Regions from separate parts of the Homo sapiens genome. Here all the other regions are linked to region 2. Evidence: chromatin contacts called from ENCODE Hi-C data. All regions are on one chromosome and are shown on one strand. The core of a region is the stretch at or near the end of the contact, and the rest is flanking DNA. Distances in the headings are between cores, read along the strand shown. Region 1 overlaps SUCLG2-DT (SUCLG2 divergent transcript). Region 2 has its middle 50 kb from the start of KBTBD8. Region 3 overlaps LRIG1 (leucine rich repeats and immunoglobulin like domains 1).

What was found. A loop is a pair of places that touch in the nucleus more often than their neighbours do. Pooled maps may share reads with other maps.
Region 1: a loop to region 2 is called in a map of OCI-LY7, with 4 times the contacts of the local background. The contact joins two enhancer-like sites. A Hi-C loop is called at or near these places in 1 of 168 maps with a recorded cell type or tissue (OCI-LY7), 1 of 37 single-sample maps with no recorded cell type and 3 of 50 pooled maps.
Region 3: a map with no recorded cell type shows a loop between it and region 2 (12-fold over the local background). The contact joins two enhancer-like sites. A Hi-C loop is called at or near these places in 2 of 37 single-sample maps with no recorded cell type and 4 of 50 pooled maps.

Annotation. Positions count from the first base shown.
Region 1 is chr3:67,684,096-67,687,240 of GRCh38, reverse strand. The region is part of intron 3 of SUCLG2-DT (SUCLG2 divergent transcript); the gene reads right to left. Among named protein-coding and RNA genes, the nearest start is that of SUCLG2-DT, 31 kb to the right of the region's middle. Within about 2 kb of position 1,585, at least 5 of the 41 ENCODE cell types and tissues checked have a DNase peak (open chromatin) inside an H3K27ac peak, as active enhancers do; they include OCI-LY7, where a contact is called at or near this core.
Region 2 is chr3:67,046,535-67,049,774 of GRCh38, reverse strand. No RefSeq gene overlaps it. Among named protein-coding and RNA genes, the nearest start is that of KBTBD8, 50 kb to the right of the region's middle. RefSeq lists a silencer at 1,615-1,674. Within about 2 kb of position 1,579, at least 3 of the 41 ENCODE cell types and tissues checked have a DNase peak (open chromatin) inside an H3K27ac peak, as active enhancers do; they include OCI-LY7, where a contact is called at or near this core.
Region 3 is chr3:66,384,918-66,388,337 of GRCh38, reverse strand. LRIG1 (leucine rich repeats and immunoglobulin like domains 1) reads left to right here. Exons shown (of 19, transcript NM_015541.3): 13 at 2,037-2,357. Among named protein-coding and RNA genes, the nearest start is that of LRIG1, 110 kb to the left of the region's middle. RefSeq lists enhancers at 1,286-1,345, 1,376-1,455, 1,466-1,635, 2,096-2,195. Within about 2 kb of position 1,942, at least 3 of the 41 ENCODE cell types and tissues checked have a DNase peak (open chromatin) inside an H3K27ac peak, as active enhancers do.

The DNA of each region.
Region 1 (3,145 bases), core at 336-2,835, 640 kb before region 2:
TGATGCCATGAACCATGCTATACGGCTTCACCACATATTTCATTTTGTTCAAATTTTAACGTAATTTTCCCTGTAATTTTGTCATATATGATCACCTAACTTTGACCTTCAAAAGCTCTGTTAATATCTTGTTAATGAAAACATTATTCAGAGCAGTAACCTTCAAGATATAATCTTACTTCAATGAATGAATACATTCTACTTGTTTATTATCACAATACTAGCTTCTGTAAAAAAAAATTCTGAGGTTGGCATTGCTATTTTAGAAATTAGAAACTAAAACTTAAAGAGGTTAAGCAATCGTTGAAGTTCATACAAAAAATAATTTTTTGAGCCAGGGTTCAAACTCTAGTATTTTTGGCACTGAAGCAGCCATTTCTGGGTACTATCTCCCCATGGAGTGAATATGCTTAAAATCTAACCAGAAATTGGGTTCAGGGTACAAATGGAATATTTATGCCTCTGTGGCTATTTCTCTTCTTGACTGTGTCCTATAATTATTATTTCAGTTTACAAGCATTTCATGTCTTTAAATTTCATGACAGTCACACATACATCATAGATAAGTCATAACCCAAAACCCTAAGCACATTACTAGTTAAGTAATGATAGAATAGGAAACATTCTGTAACAGCTCAATCAGTAATATAATATCCTTCACAATATAGTTCTATAGTCATCTGTATTAGTCTATTCTCATGCTGCATAGTAATAAAGACATAGCCCAGACTGGGTAATTTATAAAGGAAAGAGGTTTAATTGGCTCACAGTTCAGCATGATTGGGGAAGCCTCAGGAAACTTACTATATGTTACAATCAAGGGGAAGCAAACACGTCCTTCTTCACGTGGCAGCAGCAAGAAGAAGTGCCAAGCAAAAGGGGAAAAGCCCCTTATAAAACCATCAGATCTCGTGAGAACTAACTCGCTAACTAACTCACTATCACAAGAACAGGATGGGGAAAACAGCCCCCATGATGCAATTATCTCCATCTGGCCCCTCCTATGACATACGGGGATTATGGGTACTACAAATCAAGATGAGTTTGGGTAGGGACACAGCCAAATCACGTCATCATCTATCCCTGGTCTAATATCTACGTGACTGTTGGCAGGTCTTTTTCCTCCTTAGACAATTTTCCAGTCTAAAGCGGAAGGTCTTGGTCTATTGTTTATAAGTCTAACTTTAAATTCCAAATTCTAATTCTATAACAATATGACATTCTTCCTCAGTCTTCCTTTCTTATGGAACACAATCACATATGGTTACAGAATGCATTCTTTGGCTCTTGATACATATGTTGAACCAAATGTCCAACTTTGAAGGATTTACATCCTTAAAAATTAAGAAATGGATCATTTCAAGCCATAGAGGAGAAACAAATATCTGGGGCCACCATCATTTCTAAAGAAATAGTAAACAAAACCAAAGATTATAGAATCTTCAGGGAGTTCACTTGTGATATTCTGCAAATAGGAAGTGAAAATGAAAGTGATAAAATAAGGCTTGTTAAATCTGAGACTATGAGCAGATCTGTACAGATGGGAACATCAGTGAACAAGCACCCATGCATGTTTTCAGGTCAGATGAAGAGCCACTGAAAATAGATCAGAAAGCAACAGAGCCTGGCAGGGTGCGTCTGAAAGAAAATAATTTAAACTTAGCCTCCATGGGAAAAAGAAGCTCACCATCATCCCATTTCCCTTATAAGATATGGCTCTAATATGTTGGTCATTCAGAAAACAAGAGTCAATGGAGAGAAACACAGGATTTGGACAAACACATGAACAAAGAAATGGGTTCCAGCCTTTCCTGGGTATTCAGCAGCTCAACAATATGGATGATTTTTTTTCGTTCATGCTGAAATGAAAAATTTAAAACTTTTGTCATGAATCTACATTTATTTAATTTAAAGGGTTATATTATTTTCTCAGATTTTGTCCTTCCCTTTTTGTTGTTGTTGCTAAATTTCTTTCTTTTGCAAGAATGATGAGAATTTAGTTGGCTTTGCTTCTTTGTTGCCTTCACTTAAGAAAATAAAAGTAAATTTTGTCAACTTTATATCAGTTCCATTAAAAAAAAATTGAAATTGGGTACAATGTTCACTGCTTGGGTGATGGGTACACTAAGAGCCCAGACTTTGCCACTGAACAAATATACCCACATAACAAAACTGCTCGGGTACCCTCTGAATCCATACAAATATTAAAAACTAAATTTAATTTAAAAACAAAAATATTTGAAATTATTTTGGTTCATGAAACCCAAAAGGCTCAGGGGTCTGCTTATCGTGTGACATTTGGATGCTGTCACTCTGTGGATCTTGATAACAGCTTCATTGTTGAGCACCTATTCAAGTCAAGTACTTTACATTCATTATTTATAATTATTCCCCAAATTCTGCAAGGCATATATCGCCATTCAAAGTCTATGAATGATGATGATGAAGTTCACAGAAGTTAAAGGACAAGCCCAAGGTTACACAGCTATTAAAATGGACATCCTCAATGTCCTTTCTCAAAGGCAATGCAGCCACTTATATCTGACTACAAACCCACAGAAATCTCCATGGTGAATTATTGAAAATTGGCAAAACTCTTTTTTACTTCAAAGGGACACAAATGGCAATCAACAGACTCACATTCATCCTCACAGGCAACCCCCACAACTAAAATGTGAACATTTTCCCCTAACAGCAAAAAAGTTGTAAGTGATTTTAAATGTTTATATGTCTTAATGTGGCTCAATCCATCAGTAGCATTTTGGATATACTCCATTTTGGAAGAGTCGGAAAAACAGTTGGCAGCATTTTGTGCATTTTATTTTAATTTAGAGGGGGGACATTTGAGATCTGCAATTAAAAAGAGGTTTGCTTTGGCTGTGACGAACTGATGTAATTCACAATTTAAACTCATTTGAGAAAAATAACAACAGCTACAACTGTCACATTTGCCAGGGAGGGAAATAGGATGAACAACAACAGGGCCCGGGAGGAGAAAAACAGCTCATTGATAGGACTACAGATTATACAGATTAGTCATTGCAAGGGCAGAGTAAGCATCCATGGACAATCATTTGACATTTTATAAAATAGAATGGCGACTGCTTAACAATATTTTCAAAGGGATTCACCAAGAAGCTTTGAT
Region 2 (3,240 bases), core at 330-2,829:
TAGTCCTCTATACTTCCTGTCAAAGATGAGACAGCCTATGTGCCTTACCTTTGAATAGAATGTCTGATTAACCATGCTAACTCATGCCTTCAAATTTTGTGACAATTTCACCTGCTCCACTTATTTCAGGGCTTTCTAATGTAAATAAAGAAGATTTTGTTTTTCTGGAAGTTGCAATATATGGCAAAGCACTTCTTTTTTCCTATGTGATAAGTAAGATGGGAAATAGTAAATGGAAGAAAAAAATCAACTCTATCAAGGCTGTTGCTTTGCTGCAGTCAACGGGGAGCTATATTGGAACTGAAGAACTGATCAGCAAAGAAAGAATGGGAAAAAGATAAATGTGTTGTCACTTGAGTCAGATAATCGTAGTTTGACTACTATTTAACTTCAGTTTAATGTGGCTTAATTTTTTTTAAGCAATGTGAGTTTCCAGAATGAAAGTCACACTCAAGTATATATGTATAAGTACACTCCAAAAACAAGAATAAATAATTATTTCAATTTTTCCCACTTGGATAAATGGGCATTCTTCTTATCCTTTATTAGGATAGCAGTAAGTAATAATTAGTTATTTAGCAGAGCCTTCTATTTGTACATTGGTGAAAAATGGGGTTTCTACAATACCAGGAACATGCTAACACAGCTTTTTCCCATATCTGGTTATGTGAATGGATTTACTTAATAGATATTTCTTAAGTGTTTTCTATCCAGCTAAAACATATCTGAACAAGAAGGCAGAACTTGCCTGACTAAATCTGGCTGTCCAGCAAACCCTTTAGTTGTATGCAACTCCAATGCAGTAGTGTGTCTCCCTCGCACCTAAGCTAATGAGTCCTCTGAATTACCCTCTTTCTGAAGTCATTTTTGGCTTCTCATGTCACTATCCACCATGCCAGATAGTGCTACACCACTTCAGGAGCCTAGCTTGGTCAATAGAATACAGAGACAAAAAAATGCAAATACAACATCGTACCTATCGTCAACTATAATTGTACACTTAAATATTTGCTAAGAGGGTAGATCTCATGTGAAGTATTTTTACCAGAATTAAATAATTTTTAAAGGATTTATGCCCATTAGTTCTTTCACAGATTAACATAAGGACAAAACAGGAAGAAGGTGGGAGAGTGCAAATACAGCTCTCACAACAAGCCTATAATTAGGGGAAGTGAGAGTTGTGATATTATCTTTCACAGATTGCTTGAAAAATTATCATAATGAGGGAAATGTAAGTAAAGGTCAAGACTGAGGAAGGCTAAAATCATTTACATGAATGCTTTAGAAGAAGCTGACTTATTTTACATTGCCTACTTTTGGAAAGGAGTTGCTAAATAGAGTTTATTACTCTTCTAAAGTACAGTAACAGGAAGAAGAACAAACTGAGATATGAAGACAATTTTTTTTTATTATGAGCTGACTTTATTTTTTTATTTTTTTTATTATACTTTAAGTTTTAGGGTACATGTGCACATTGTGCAGGTTAGTTACATATGTATACATGTGCCATGCTGGTGCGCTGAATGGATTTCATTTCATGAAATTGACACAGGAAGTGAAAGTTGTAATCAGGCTATAATTATAGACCCTGGTAGTTTGCCTTTTAAGTGAATTCAGTTATGTAAAGGATACATGTGTTAATGATTTTTACGCTTCTGACAGATTACCAGCCTCCTAAGTTAAGGTGCTATATCTTTTTCAGTAATTATTACTATTCGTGACATCTTAAATAAAATACCTTTAGTTGATACAGACCAGTGGTAAAATTAACTAAAGACCAAACCAGAAAAATACACTGTGAGACAGCTTTAGAAAATGCCCTATTATTTACTTATAGAAGGTTTAACTTTACTTTTTTTTAGAAAAGAAATTCAGCCTTTTGTGATAACAATTTAAAGACATAATGTCATAGCACAGCATTCTGAAGAAGTGAATTTAACACAATTATATTATACAAGCTTGGGATTCATATTGATTTATTAGAATTATATGAAACCTATCCTCTGAAGAGCTCCAACATGCCCTAATTGAACTCCAAGAATTTGTCTGATAACTCTCTCTTGGGAAAATTAGATGAAAGCTTGCCCTAGGAGTGATTAAGAGATTTATGGGATTTATACACCAACATGAAAGCTCAGGATTTTAGGCTTGTAGTAATTGTTTCCAATCCTAAGTCCCAAAACTCTGACTCTACTATTGAGATATCTTAAAAGCTATTTCAAAATGTGCTTCAGGAGTCACACAATGTTGTTTAATTCAAACATGACTTTATACTTTTTTTGATGTGATTTATACTGTAACACACAAACACACAAACCAACTTGTTCAAAAGTGCTAAATACCAAATGTTAACACATTGGAGAGCATTAATGCCTGATCTTTCGCTGTCAGGCACAAATTTCAAAATAATATTTGCTTGGACATCTCTTTCCATACAATTGAACTTCTTATAAATGCAATATTAATTTTTTGAAATACATGTAGCTTTTCATACGTGGCTTTTTATTAATTATTCATGAGTGTGATATCTGTCACATTTGATTATACATTTTACATCAGCTTCTTTGTCTTGACAGTAATTTTTACAACATAAATAACATTTGTAAGGCTGTTCAGGTTGTAGTTATACCATCCTTAGTAATGAAACAAAATTTTGGACTTAATATGAAAAGCAAAATCCATTTTACTACTTGAAATTTTAAGTGACTCTATATTTTATAGACAAACATTGAAGTATACAAGATTTTTTTAAAACACCACTTACCATCACATTATAAGATACAGTTTAAAAGCATTTTCTACCAAAAGAATTGATTATATCTTTTTATCAACTTCTCTGAAATTTGAACACTTAATTATGTGAACAGTAGTTAGAAGTATTAATGAATAAATGTAGGAAAACAATCTACCATTCTTTGTGGTGTTTCAAAATCAGTTAAGTAATCCAGTACCCAAAGAATGCAAAATGAGTGTGTTAGAAAGCTATTTGCTCCTATTTAGTGAATTAAGATTTTTCTCCCTATTGTGCAAACAAAATAACATACAAAAATCAGATGAGTCTTGAAGCTGACAAAGGACTACAACTGTCATAACTACTATTATAATGACAGCTTCTGTTTTCAAATTATCAGCTTGTCAACAGTCTATTTTTAAGTAAAAACTGTAATAAATGTGAATTTACAGGTTAAAACTAATAAATTTCTAGTTTTTGGTTTATGTATGTAAGATTCTATAGAAGAT
Region 3 (3,420 bases), core at 693-3,192, 660 kb after region 2:
TCTTTTTTCTTTGTTTCTCAGACTACATAATCTCAGTTGACTGTCTCAAGTTCCCTGCCCCCTCCTTCTGCCAGCTCAGTTCTGCTGTCAAGCCCCTCTAGTGAATTTTTCATTTCAGTTATTGTACTTCTAAGTTTCAAAATTTCTACTTGGTTCATATCTATAATTTCTCTTTATTGCTATAAAATTTTCTCATACTTTATCCTTTTTTTTTTTTTTTTTTTTTTTTTTGAGACAGAGTCTTGCTCTGTCACCCAGGCTGGAGGGCAGTGGCGTGATCTTGGCTCACTGCAAGCTCCGCCTCCTGGGTTCATGCCATTCTCCTGCCTCGGCCTCCCTAGTAGCTGGGACTACAGGCACCTGCCACCACACCCGGCTAATTTTTTTTTTTTTTTTGTATTTTTAGTAGAGACAGGGTTTCCCCATGTTAGCCAGGATGGTCTTGATCTCCTGACCTCATGATCCTCCTGCCTCAGCCTCCCAAAGTGCTGGGATTATAGGCGTGAGCCACCCCACCTGGCCACTATCCTTCGATATTTTTTTTAAGACATGGTTTCCTTGAGGTGTTTGAATATGCCTATAATTGCCGATTTAAAAAGTTTATTTAGTGAATCTAAGTCTGGGCTCCCTCAGAGACAGTTTCTGTTGACTGCTTTTTTTCCTGTTTGAGTGTTTCATAATATTTTGTTGAAAATTGGGCATTTAAAATAAAATAATGTGGCAACTCTGGAAATTGGATATTCCCTTTCTCCTCCCCCAGGATTTGCTGCTGTTGCTGTTTATTGTTACAGCTTGCCTAGTGACTTTTCCTGGACAAAGGCTATATAAAGTCCGTCCCCTTAAGTCCCTGCTTGTTTAGTTTAGTGGTTAGCTAATGGTTGGACAGAGAAGTCACCACAACCACTGTCTCCTATCCTTTACCGACGGCTTGTGTGTTTGTGTTGGGGTGTGCCATCACTTCCTATTTGTGTAGACAGTCATGCTCAGCCACAGGTGACAAATGAGGACCCCCTCACGTCTTTCCTGGGTGTGCACATGGCCTTGCACCTGCATGTGGCTGTCTAGATCCCCAGGAATGTATTGGACCTTTTCAAAGCCCACCATTAACACTGTATTCCCCACATTTTCCTTTATAGTTTTTTGGCCAGCTGCTTGTTTGCCCCATGGGTATTGTCCCCTCAGACAGCTGCGCTGTTGAACAGTGGCTACTGATTGTTGTAGTCATGTGCCCTGGGGCTAGGGCTTCTCCTGCTCGGCAAACTAGATCAGGGCAAATCAATGCAAATCCTGTGAATGGGGCTTTCCGTGTTGCTGCCAGATAGGCCACATGGTGTCAGTTCTGAGGATGGGGCTTTTGGGGAGCCCATTCTGACCCTTGAGTGGTTGCTAGGCTGCTGGGTTTCAAGGCTACCATGGAGCTGGGGAGGGAAGAATGGGGCTTTGGATAAGTTAAAATACCACAAAGCTCACATTTCTGAGATGTTGCTATTTGCTTGAATCAACAATCCATGGATTGTTGTAAGCCTTTGGTTTTCCAGAATTCTGAAAAAGTTGCTTTTGACCATTTTTCCAGGTGTTTTCCTTGTTTTAATGGAGGTGCAGATTTTTGGAGGTCCTTATTCTGACATTTTGGAAGTGTTTTACACCCCCTCCTTTTGGAGTAAGGTTTGTGGGTAAGATCTCTGCAGTCATGACCAGTGGTGCCTGACTGTTTTGTGTGAAAGTCAGCAGGCAGAGCCAGTTGTCTTAAGGAAACTGCCGGCTGGCTGGTTTGAGAACTGAGAAGTGGTGGGTTAATTTCTAATCAAGGAGTGTGATCATAAAGGTGATCAGTACTCACAGACTTCTAATTAGATGAGGTCAGATGTCCATGGTGCAACTCTTACGGCATCTGGTTGGTGGGGCTGAGGATGCACAGGGACCTCAAGCTCTGGTTCCTGCTTGGTGTCTGTGTCAGTTTCTGTTAGCATGAACAGCAGCTGGTTCCTCTGTGTACCAAGAACCCAGCGCTTTACAGTTGACCCTTCTCTCCCCAGATGACTTCCTGAAGCCACAGATCATCACCCAGCCAGAAACCACCATGGCTATGGTGGGCAAGGACATCCGGTTTACATGCTCAGCAGCCAGCAGCAGCAGCTCCCCCATGACCTTTGCCTGGAAGAAAGACAATGAAGTCCTGACCAATGCAGACATGGAGAACTTTGTCCACGTCCACGCGCAGGACGGGGAAGTGATGGAGTACACCACCATCCTGCACCTCCGTCAGGTCACTTTCGGGCACGAGGGCCGCTACCAATGTGTCATCACCAACCACTTTGGCTCCACCTATTCACATAAGGCCAGGCTCACCGTGAATGGTATGGAAACACCATCTTTGTTATAGTACCAGAATCCTACAAAGCACACTCCTGATTGCCCTTTCAGCTTTCCATGTAGAGATGACTGAGACAGGACACACACATGCTTCTGTGGGGCACTGTTAAATCCTATTGTTGCCTGGGTTTGCCCCAGAGCAAGTTTTGCAGATTTCAAGGGTTATTCACAATGAGTTACTTGTTTTTGGTGAGTTTTAAAAATCTAGTTATTGGCCGGGTGCTGTGGCTCATGCCTGTAATCCCAGCAGTTGGGAGACTGAGGTGGGCAGATCACTTGAAGCCAGGAGTTCGAGACTAGTGTGGCCAACATAGTGAAACCCCGTCTCTACTAAAAATACAAAAATTAGCCAGGTGTGGTGGCACATGCCTGTAATCCCAGCTACTTGGGAGGCTGAGGCACAAGAATTGCTTGAACCCAGGAGGTGGACGTTGCAGTGAGCCGAGATCACTCCACTGCATTCCAGCCTGGGTGTCAAAGTGAGACTGTCTCAAAAACAAAACAAAAACTAGTTATTAAGTCAAATTGTGGAGAGCTAAGCCTTGTTTTGTCCAGTTCTTATCCTCTATAAGCCAAGAGATCTGGCTTCCAAATTCCAAATACCCCTTAGCCTGGGGAAGCTGCTGTTCTTTGAGTAGATGGCACAGCATTGGAGTCAGAGGCTAGCTACTGCTCCAGAGACTGTGGAGTGCAAGGCTGGTGTGAGCCCTGGCCTGAAAGACACAGTGTCCTGGCAGTTGACAGGTTTTTACTCATTAACCAGCCTTGGAGCTTGTCAAGGGGACCATGTGTTATTGTGTGTTTGGAGGAGGGGGGTGGGGAGTAGATAGCTTGAAGAGTTTACTGTCCCACCCCAGTAACCTAATGGGGTTATCCTGATTACTAACTCTCTAGTTAAAAAGAATTGGCTTGAGAATCATCAGAATGGTGGATCTGCTTTGCTCTTTAAGCCCCCACAGATCACAGCGAAACACCTTCTTTACCACACTGTAGTGGGGTTGTCTTGGCTTATTCCAAGTCCTCACAGCTTCCGAAAGACTCAGCTGT